2 separate regions of the Mus musculus genome follow, and region 1 is linked to region 2. A link is a loop called in an ENCODE intact Hi-C map of the cell type or tissue named here. Cell type or tissue: gastrocnemius. All regions are shown on one strand. Links, peaks and the distances in the headings refer to the core of each region. The heading gives the core; the rest is flanking DNA. Region 1 has its middle 21 kb from the start of 1700027A15Rik. Region 2 has its middle 16 kb from the start of Gm31137.

Region 1 (5,377 bases), core at 52-5,051, 68 kb after region 2:
CTAGAGGCAGCTTTCTTAAGAGTTCACCATATTGAGAAAAGCACACAAGCCCAACATTTGAAGAGCCCCCGCCGAAGGGATATGGGGGTTTCTGCATAGAGCTGTGGTGGGGCTGTTATGAATAAAGACCAAGAGGCTTCAGGAGCCAGATGGCCAATCCAGGCAGTAGATGTTTTATAGGCTCATGGCAGGGCAACATCCATAAAATCAAGGACAAATCAGAAAGTTTCTTACAGGAAGAGCAGTGCATGAAGCCCAGTGGGAGAACACTTGACTACTTTGCATAAAGCCCTAGTTTTGATCCAGGTAAAACACACTTGTATACACACACACACACACACACACACACACACACACAAACACACACACATACACACACACATACACCCCACAAAAGTTTCTTCTAGAAAGTACAGATAGACAGATGGACAGGGATCTTAGACTAGAAAACTTGTCATAGGAAAGATGTTGACAAACTCACAAGACTGCTCTAAAGAGACAGACATATATATAAAGTTGCCCTGCTTAGGTTTTTTTTAGTTAGTTTGTTTGTTTTTGGTAGCTCTGTCTGTCCTGGAACTCACTCTGTAATTCAAGCTGGCCTCGAACTCAGAAACCCACCTGCCTCTGCTGGAATTAAAGGTGTGTGCACCTCCATCACCCAGCTATAGTGTCCGGCTGTGGGTCTCTCTGTGGCAGGGTTTCTCATTGAACCTGGAGCTGACTCCTGTCTCTGCCTCCACAGAATTGAGACCACAGGTGCACACTACCGCACATGGCTGTTTTCCCGGGTCCAGAGGATTTGGATTCAGGTCCTTCTGTTTATGGGAGACAAGCACTTTACCTGCTGAATCATCTTCCTCATCCACATACAGCTTATCTTTAATATTAGTTCGATGCAACCAAGAATTGCCTGGAAGAGTAACCTCAGTTGAATTGCCTACATCAGGTTGGCCTGTGGACATTCTCGATTGCTATTTATATAGGAGGGCCCAGCCTACTACGGGCGACAAGACTGTAGGCAGGTGGGCCTATGCTGTATAAGAAAGGCTATGTGAAGAAATCAATAAGCAACTTTTCCCCATGGTTTCTGCCTCTGTTCCTGTTTGAGCTCCTGTCCTGGGGCTTCCCTCAATGACGGTGTGTGACCTGGAGGTTTTAAATGATTTTCCAGGCTCTTCTCAACTGCAGATTGTTGGTTTGGAGTGTGTGGTCCTGGTGGCCCCACTTCACACCATCAAGAAGCATTTGTCCTGCTTCAAGGAGCCCGTTGGTGCAGTGTCTGGAGCTGTCTTGTCATGTTGTGTGACTTGGTGTTTTCAAAGTAATGTGTGCAGCTCCCATTCAGGTATAGACAAAGTGGTCCTCACCTTCCTGGTCGGTGAATGAAGGAACTGATGGAAAGAGATAAATAAGATGTGTGGGTGTGGGTGGGGCATATTCCTCTGTCAGGGAGCACACGGAGACTTGGAGAGATGAGACAAACATGTTCCTGTCTAACTAAAGAACCAAGGAATTGTTGTTACAACTCTAAACACTGCTCTGAGTGGATGGGTTCAGGTCTAGGTCCTCCATTTATCCTCTGATGGGTTAGTTATTGGAAAATGAACCACAAAGGGAGTAGAAATACAAGGGGCAAGACATGCTAAAGGGGAGGGGGCAAGAAAGGGTCCAAGGGGAGGGGGCAAGAAAGGGTCCGAGGAGATGGGAGAGTCTGAAGAAGGAAAACCTGATTCAAAAGGAAGGGGAAGAAAATATCTTCCCTGTATCCTGGGGCCATGAGTAGATGGCAGTGGTCTGGTGGGGGGCTCATCTATCTTACAGGCTTTCTAGGAGCTGACTGAGTCTGGAAACAGACTTTGGGGGCAAGTGGAGCTTTGCTGAAAGGCATCTGCTTGCCTCTGAGTACAAGAATACTGCCAGCTGGGGAGAAAAGTGCTCTGAGGCCTTCTGCCCTGAGAAGCCTGGCCTACTAGCCCGACTTGACCTAGGAGTAAAGTTCATCTCTTTTCCACAGTCTACCTCACTTCTCCCTCCCTGCTGTGCACCCCACCCCCTCAGATTCTCAGAACTCAGCCTCATTGGATTCCCGGAAATGGCTGGTGCAACTTGGTAACCAAATCCTCCGAATCCCTTTGTATATCTTTCTGCTTCTCTGCCCTCTCCACTGGTGTCCTTAGGGTTGTGTCTGGTTACAGAGTAGAGACCTGCCAAGCCAGGCTGACCCCTGTGGATGGTATTCAGCAAAATTCTAGGCTTGGATTCTCACAAGTGAGGGCCACTCTTCCCTCTCCCTGACCTGACTTTCTTGGAGGAGCTTGGTAGGCCTGGTCTTCCCCTTGCAGAGGCTTCTCCTTATACCCAGAGGTCTCCTCCTGACCAGGGGTCTCCACCTACCCAGGCTTCTCCACAAATTGAGGGATTCCAGGTCCTGGAAAGTGCATTTTCATTGTCCCCAGAGAAGTCTTTGATTTCTAACCCAGGCTGTAGGCTGTGGTTTCCTGTCCTGTATCTCCTTTGTCTAGAGCCTTCCTCTTCTCCGTGGGGAATTGTTATTATTTGTTGACTACATCTCATTAGATCAGAGAAGGGAATGGATGACATTAGAGTCTTTCTGGTAAAGAAATATAGCTTGGTTTGGTGGCAAAGGCTTATAAACAGGGAAGTCTAGGCATAATGGTTACTCAGGGGGCTGAGACAGGAGGATCACACGTTTGAAGCCAGCCAGGGTAACCCTGTACCAAAAAGAAAAATAAAAAGAGGCCCTAGAAGGTACTCAGTCGATAATGTATGTGCTTCACAGACACGAGGACCTGGTTTTGATCTCCAGCACCCACAAAAGAAGCCAGGCATGGTAGTATGTGTTCATAACATCAGCACTGGGGAGCTAGAGACAGGAAGATGTCAGCCAGTCTAGCCTAGTTGCTGAGCTCCCAGCCAGTAAGAGGCCTTGTCTCACAGGAGGTAGGTAGCATAGCATTCCTGAGGATGACACCCAACATTGTCCTCTGGGCTCCCCATACATGTGTATACATGTAGGTACTCACCTTCACACACATGTACACATACCTGCACACACACAAACGTGCATGCCCATGCACAATCCCATGGATTAAAAAAGTGTGTAGAGCTATAACCCAGTGACAGGATGCTTGCTATGCATGTGAGAGGCTTAGAATTAAAAACTGATCAGACACCTCAGTCCACACAACTAGGATGCTGCTTAGATCGTACATCCAAGAAACAGTCAAAGAGAGGGCCACAAAGAAGGGAAAAGTGAGGGAAGTTGACGAGGAGTGAAGTCTTTGTCTGGGTGCTTAGGGCTTCTGATGGGAGTACGTCGAAGGTTTGGGAGTAGGCTGTGTTTGCTAGCAAAGAAGGCTGGCATGTCTTTGGCTCTCACAAAATATTTGGACTCTGTAGTGGGCAGGCAATTGCTGAACAACAACAAAATCACACCGCTCAACTTCCTTACAGTACAACTGAGGGAAATGTAGTTGCCAGGAGGTCTCACGTCTCTGAGCTGTTCCACCCTAGACTGTGGGGGAGAGAAATGGCTGCCACTCCCCGGGTAGAGTCTGTCTCCTCAGTGGGGAGAAGGACCTGAGGAACAGCTTAGAGACTGGCTGTGTATTGACAGATGTGCTCAGTGTGGACAGAGACCGTGACAGCAGGTCCTCTTGTGCCTGGGCCAGCAGCATGTACTTCACCGAGAAAGAAACCGGTCAGACTTGCAGATCTTTCACCTCTCTCTGACTCAGTAAAGGATGCACAGCACAACCAGGGTCCAGCTAGGGCTGGTGGAACACAACTTTAGTTTGTGGGTACAGCACACAGGAGGCCCAGTGTCCCATCTTGACACTTACAAAGAGGCTCTTGAGAGAATTCTATTCTTCCCAGCTCCCACAAACAGCAGTGTATCTTATGTCTCCCTTTCACTGGCCATATCCGTCACACCCCTAACCCCTGGCTGTGATGCTGCAGTCTTATCTGTTGTACCCAGATAAAAAGTGACTTGACCTAATCAGTCTGACTGGACAGCCTGGCTCCAGGGAGGGTTGCTGATGGTGCCCCAGCCAGAAATGGAGCCTCATGTAGAGCTGGGCCCTTTATCTACCCGTGGGGCCAATCATTACCACACTTCTCCAGAAACTGCTGGTACATAGTTGGGCTCGCTCTCTTTAATCAGCCATGAACAACTGAATTCCCAAGAAAGATGAAGGGTGACTGTGTAGGGTTTCTGTGAAAACCACAGTGGCAAAGTCATCTGTCAGGGTCATGCTATATCATGGGTGGCTGCTAGAGGAAATTTGAATAGAAAAAATATATCTTTGCATCTGTTAGTGGCATTGTGAGCTGTGTGTGAGCCATCACAGCATGGCAGGTTGCCTGCCAGAGATGAGGATTCTTGCTGTCTTTTGGATACTACTTGCTTGTTATTATAAAGTGTGTGTAGGTAAAGGGGCAGGGCAGGGTTCCTCATTGCAGAAGCAGAAACAGGCTGAGAATATTTCAGAGCACTTGTTGATTTTTCTCCTGGCCTTTGCTTAAGTCCTTGGCAGGAGCTGAGACCCAAAGCTCTGTCCTGGTATTGTGGCAGGAACCAGGGCTCATGCCCAGGAATGCTGCCTACCAGGGAGGTCGACTTATGTCCCTCCCAGGCTCAGCCTGTGTGGCATGAAGGATCAGTTAAAGGGATTTGTAAGCCTCGGGAAAATGGTCAAGGCTGGATCAAAATTAGTCAAGTCTGCCGTGAAGGAAACTAAGGAGGACACACACACACACACACACACACACACTCACACACACACACACACACACACACACACACACACACACACGAGGGGAGGGAGAGAAAGGGAGGGAGAAGGGGGGAGAGTTTGCGGTCACAGGCAGGAGCAGAGAGAAGAGAATGACATAATCTTATTGCCTACTCAACCTTTTCTTTATCCAGGACTCCAAGCCCAGGAAAAGGTGGAAGGAATAGGTCTTCCAACCTCACTCGACATAGTCAAGATACCCCCTTCCCACCCAGACTCTAGATTGATTCTAGATTGTGTCAAATTGACAAATACAACTAACTGCCACAAGGACTGTCATTAGCTCATGCGCTTTGGGGGTAGCAGCCCTGGGGTAAGAGGGTGTCTGGGCTGGGACAGGGGATGATGGGAATTATCCGAAAACTCATCTAGACAGGGAGGAAGCTGACACAAGGCTTGTCTAGACACCTCTGTTCTGCTCCTCTCCTGACCATGACTCCTTTTCTCTGCCTGTAGTTTTTTCGTCCATCTGCCTGCCTGCTCTAGAACTGAGGGGGGAGTGCATCTTTAACTGTCAGAGTCACAGTAAAGACAGTTGTCTATTATTTGTTAACGAG
Region 2 (5,377 bases), core at 139-5,138:
TGTACTTCCTCCATGCAGGAGATGGGATCCTGGCCTTGGCAGCGAGTGGGCGTACGTGTGGACTTGAGTCACAGTAGGCTCAGAATCTGGGCTCAGGCATCTGAAGGCCTGTCACCTGCAAGGCTCATTATAGAAGGGACCAGGTGCTTGGAGTGTGCCCAAAGCCATACTGACTGCGCTGTCATGAGTTTGAAAAATATTCCTGTGAGAGATATAAATAAAGACACTGAGCCTCAAGCCAGGGTTTTAGAAAGCCATCCTTAAATGCATGGTGATTTACAGTTCCTGCTGTCCCTTCCCATGGGTGACTCAGCTCTCTAGCCCAGTAGGCCCAGCCTGATCCAGTAACTTCAGGCTTGGCTAAAATAGGGCAGAGCTGAAGCTGGTCTCAAGGAGCCCAATGATCCCACCATCCAGTTACCATGTGAGGTTTTGCTAAGTTTTTTGGCCTCTGTTCCCTAGCTGAGACATGGATGAACAGGTCCTGTACCAAGAGACAGGGACACAGACATTCCTAATTGGTTGTCCCTCAGATGCCTGTCATATGCATCTGGGATCCCAAAGGATTCTCCTAGCCTCAGAATGGAGTGGCTCAGATCCCATTCCCTCTAATCTCCAGTGTCCTGCAGCCACAGCCCTCAATCTTGGGAATGGAAATCTCAGGATAAAGTCCTGCTGAAAGCATGCCCCCCCCCCCTTAGATGCTTGGGCCAATAGGAACAGTAGACATGAAAATAATTTTCACTTTGGCTTAAGAAATGATTACGTGGGGTCTGGAGAGGTTAAAAGTACTAGCTGTTCTTCCAAAGAACCCAGGTTTGATTCTTAGCAGATTACAACAGTGCATAACTACAGTTCTAGGGGATCCGACACTCTTCTAGCCTCCGTGGGTACTGGGCATGTATGTGACTCACAGACATACAGCAGACAAAGCAACCATCCGCATAGAATAAATAATTTAAAAAAAGCACCCATGTCTAGTGCCTCAAATGGCTGAATAGAGGATCAGATAGCAATAGGCTTAAACCTGGTGGTAAAGGTATCGTGGGAGGCAGTGAGCGAGCCATAAGTTAGGTATTGGATTCTCTCAGCTCCATCTTCTTCACCCATGCCTGCTTGCTTTCTCCATGTCTTTACCAGGCTCTCAGGCCAACACTGGCTGAAGAGATAGATGAGTTCAGAGTTCAGAGGGTACATGGAAAAGCCACATGGGCTTTTTTTTTTCATTTGCTTCTTTTCTTTTTTAAGACTTCCAGGAGTGTGCAGAGTGCTGGCTTTGCTGGAATGTCTTTAAGCCACATGCCTTACCCCAGCTTGGAGCTCAGTTTTGATGCCAAGCCCCATGCACCTGGCTGTCCAAGCATAAGGAAAGAAAAATCCATCATCCAGGGTTGTTTTAAAAATAGTGTAGCTCTTTGATTAAATGGCTCAACAGCCCTGAATCAAGCTTTCTTTGCTCTAGCCTGTGATTTGTGCAACTGACCTGATTTTAGTACAGGACTCTAAATATAAGAGGAATGCAATGATTATAAAAATTCCTTAAATTGGTAAGGAAGTGCAGTCACTGATCATACATCTATTAAGCATGTGTTTGTGTTTGTGTGTGTGTGTGTGTGTGTGCATGTGTGCATATATGTGTTCCCACAAATGCCTCAAAAGCCTTTAACTGCAATAACACTTTTTGATGATGTCACCTAAATTCTGGGTACATGTTGTCATATGCTGATATTAATATACACTCCTACACACATACAGACACACATATACACATAACATGCACACATGCACTTCCTTGTACTCCAAACACATAGAGATAACTTTATAAATGACAGGAAGCAGAATGTCTTGGTCACTGTCTACCTCAAGTCATGGCATCCCTGCCTGCCCTGGCCTGGCTTTGATGGATTCTAAGAACTTCTATGCCCTCATCCAGGCTTGGGAAGTTTCTAATTCTCTCCTGCTTCCTTCTGATATTTATTATCCCAGGTCACTGAGGTATCTTTCATCTTATGTTCTGAAACACTCTTAACCAACCACATCATTTTTTTTGAGTGATCAAAATAAGACAGACTGTAATGTCTTTACAGGTGTGGATCTGTGGTATCTGTAGGGCAGTTCAATGCATATTTTGGGAGGAAACTGACCAGTAGAGATGAAAAGATTTGCAAGTTTGCAGAGGTATGAAGTAGTCACTCTGCCACTCCTCATCTCTAGCTGATATAACCGCTACCTAAAAGGTGCAGACAAAACCCCACAAGGGTGTCAGTCAGGACCAGAGTCCTGGGGGGTGGTGCTGAGTCTGGGGACAAGCTGATCTTTCTGTGACTCCGTTGCTGACCACTTCACTTAGGGCAGTACTATTTGGCTCAGCTTCTAGTAGTTTCTTCTCTTTTGAAATCTGCATATTGCATTGGAATACATAGATGTAGCTGGCTTGGCTTAACGCTGTCTGCTCTGGAAGTTTGCAGCTATGGGGCAGAAGAACCCCAGATCTACCAGCCCCTCTCTTGCTTCCAAAGATGTGGGACTGTGGTTTAGTAGAAGTCTAATCTTGGGGTCGGGCTGCAAGGTTAACCTCGGGCACTCCACTCTGTGCACGCTTATCCCATCAAACACACACACACACACACACACACACACACACACACACACACACACACACACAGAGTTATTGCTGAACACTAAAGATACAAGACCCTGTGAGTGCCACAGGGTCTCCCACAGCTCCAAAGACACAAAGCTTCCATCCCTCTGGTTAGAGCTGGAAAGAAAACAAGTACACACGAGTATTCTGTTGCTCAAACAAAAAGAACTGTGTGCATGCACATGGAAGACTGATGGCCTCTGGCCAACGAGACATAATTGTGACCTGACAGACTTGTAAGATGGCCTGCTTACGTGTATCCCAGCCCAGGCTGAGGTCACGGTGCACATGACAAGCCTGGGAAAGGAAAGTCTGGCATAAAGAAAGTTTAAATTAGCTGGGCACAGGGGAGAGAGAGAGAGAGAGAGAGAGAGAAATATTTCCATCTCTCTTCTGACCGCCCCCTGCTCCCCCCCACCCCCACCCCGCAACTTCCCTGAGTCGGAACAGCATGGGACAGGCTGAGACAGCTGCCTCTGCAATGCTTATGCCCTGTAACCAGAGCTGGTGCTTGCAGAAGCTTCCTGACAGCTGTGGAGATAAGGGGCAGAGCTTTAGCCTCTAAAGATTGGATGACCTACGTTGGTGCCCATCTGGGGTGGGGGTGGGGCAACTGAGCCCATAAATTTCTCAAGCCAGTGGATGGGAGTGGGAAAAAACTGAGGCCAGGTGGCAGCCACTGCTCATGGCGGCAGAATTGGGGAGCTCTCTGTTAAACCTTCGTGTGTTCCCACTGATCTCCCATTCTGAGTGGATCCTTTACAGAGGAAGAGAGGTCTGTGTGTTTTCTTAGACTATTTCTCCTTACCATTTACCTCTGTCAGCACAAAACCAGAAAAACAAAACAAAACAAAACAAAACAACAACAACAACAACAAAAAGAGCAAAACACACGTTGAGGCCCTAGGTTAAGCAGGGGTCTAGATCCTGTGGTCAACCCACCTCTAGACTTCCAGGGCATCTCCCCTTACTCTTGCCAAGGGTAGCCTTGTCTCTTTTCCCACCTGAGTTTTCTCATCCCTAGGAGACTGGGCCAGGATATTTATTTATTTATTTATTTATTTATTTATTTATTTATTTATTTATATCACCCCCTGTACATCCCAAGAGGCCAGGACATAATTCTCACTGCCTGGCTGATGGTTCTTCCAGACAGGCTCAACCCTCGGGTTGGTTCTCCCACAAGCTAAAACACACTGTGTGTGGTGGTAGTGGGACTTGACTCTGAATCTCATATTCTGGCCCTTCTTTCAAGTTTCTCTCCTCCTCCTCTTTCTCTTCTTCCTCCTTCTCCTCTTCCCCCTCTTCCTCTCTCTCTTCTTCCTCCTCTTCCTCCCCTTTCCTTCCTTCTGCTACTGGGGATTGAACCCCAGGGCCCCAAAGATGTTAAGCAAGCACTTAACTGAGTACCACTGAGATGAATTTTCAGACATCTTTTCTTTAGAAAAGAATAAATGGAGATGAGATATTCTCACGATCATGCCAAGCTACCAAGTGGGAGCGGGAAGTTTCCGGGCTGGCTTCCAACTCCCTTTACTGTCCAAGTGGCCTTGAACTCGATATCCTCCTGCATTAGCCACTGAGTGGAGAACAGGTTTGTACCACCAGGCCCGACTGCTTTGTTTCTTCTCTCCTAGTATTTTGCATCTGGTGGCTGCTTCTGCCTGTGCCCTGGCCCCTGGTCTTGGATGTGGAGATACATCGTGTCCTGGTTTGCAGTGTTCACACCTCGCATGAGATTTGCACGAAGTTAGACGACTCCTTCTTAGTCTCCTGTCCCCTGCCTCCTTGGCAAAGATGAGGGGAGACTTAGCTCATGTTGGTGCCCATCCTTGTATACTTAGGCTACATGCCAAACAACTAAGACTGTCCCTGTCTGTCCCCTTTCTAATAGCATGGCAGCCTTGACAGGAACGGAGACAGATCATGGAACTTGGCTGAGTTTGCCTAGCAGCTGCCCCAGACAGACCTCAAAGCATGTGAACAGCAAAACCGGAGGCAATGACAGCTAGAGATCTGAGTTCAAGACCATGAGTGGATACTCAGTAGATGTGAGACCCCAGACTGCCTCCTCATCACTTAAAATAGGAATGATCCGAGAGTCATACATGTGTCTTGAGGTGGATATGAGCATCATAACAGGGAGGAAGATGTATGGCACATTGTCTTGTAGATGATTCATGGTGGCTGTTAGCAAAGAGAGGAAAGGAGAAAGGGAAACGTTCCAGACTTCCACTTTTGCAAGTTCTGAAAATGGAACTTAATGAGACAGAGGGGCTCTGGAGTTTGGGTTCTGGTTCCACATCTGCATATCCATTTTGCTGGTTCCCTGATGATGAGGATTCTCTTTCTTTTTCCCCCCTTGGTCAGAGTCTCAGGGAGCGCCTATTCTAGTGCCTAACACAGATCCCAGATCCATTTTCAGAGATGGTGGCTTGTGCTTCAGGTGAGTCTTCCCACAGTCTCCTGCTGTGCTCTAGTCTCAGCTGACTCCCTGCCCCAGCCCCAGTTTTCCAATCTTCCTTGGTACCTATCACATGGGAGGCCTTTGTCAGGTCTCTCCTGTACCTATAACACTGTCCATTAAAAGTCACTTCTAGGATTGTCACTTTCCCAGAGCACCCTGAACAGGTCACTGCACTCTTCTGGGGTCCTATCCTCCTTTGTAAGGAATGTGGTAAGGGAAGTATTTATCTCTTACTGTATACAGGGACAGCAGGACTGTCATTTTAT

What was found. Peaks named below come from ENCODE experiments on the same cell type or tissue, not always from the same donor. Only the 100,000 strongest peaks of a DNase experiment are listed, where the experiment ranks them.
Region 1: a loop joins it to region 2, with 3 times the contacts of the local background. A loop is called at or near these places in 4 of 42 quality-filtered maps.

What each region holds. Positions count from the first base shown.
Region 1 is chr1:73,034,669-73,040,045 of GRCm38, forward strand. No RefSeq gene overlaps it. Among named protein-coding and RNA genes, the nearest start is that of 1700027A15Rik, 21 kb to the left of the region's middle. In gastrocnemius, for the core only: no CTCF peak of the experiment used is centred there; no DNase peak of the experiment used is centred there; H3K27ac peaks cover 2,596 bases.
Region 2 is chr1:72,966,440-72,971,816 of GRCm38, forward strand. No RefSeq gene overlaps it. Among named protein-coding and RNA genes, the nearest start is that of Gm31137, 16 kb to the right of the region's middle. In gastrocnemius, for the core only: no CTCF peak of the experiment used is centred there; DNase peaks (open chromatin) are centred at 2,845 and 4,186; H3K27ac peaks cover 3,109 bases.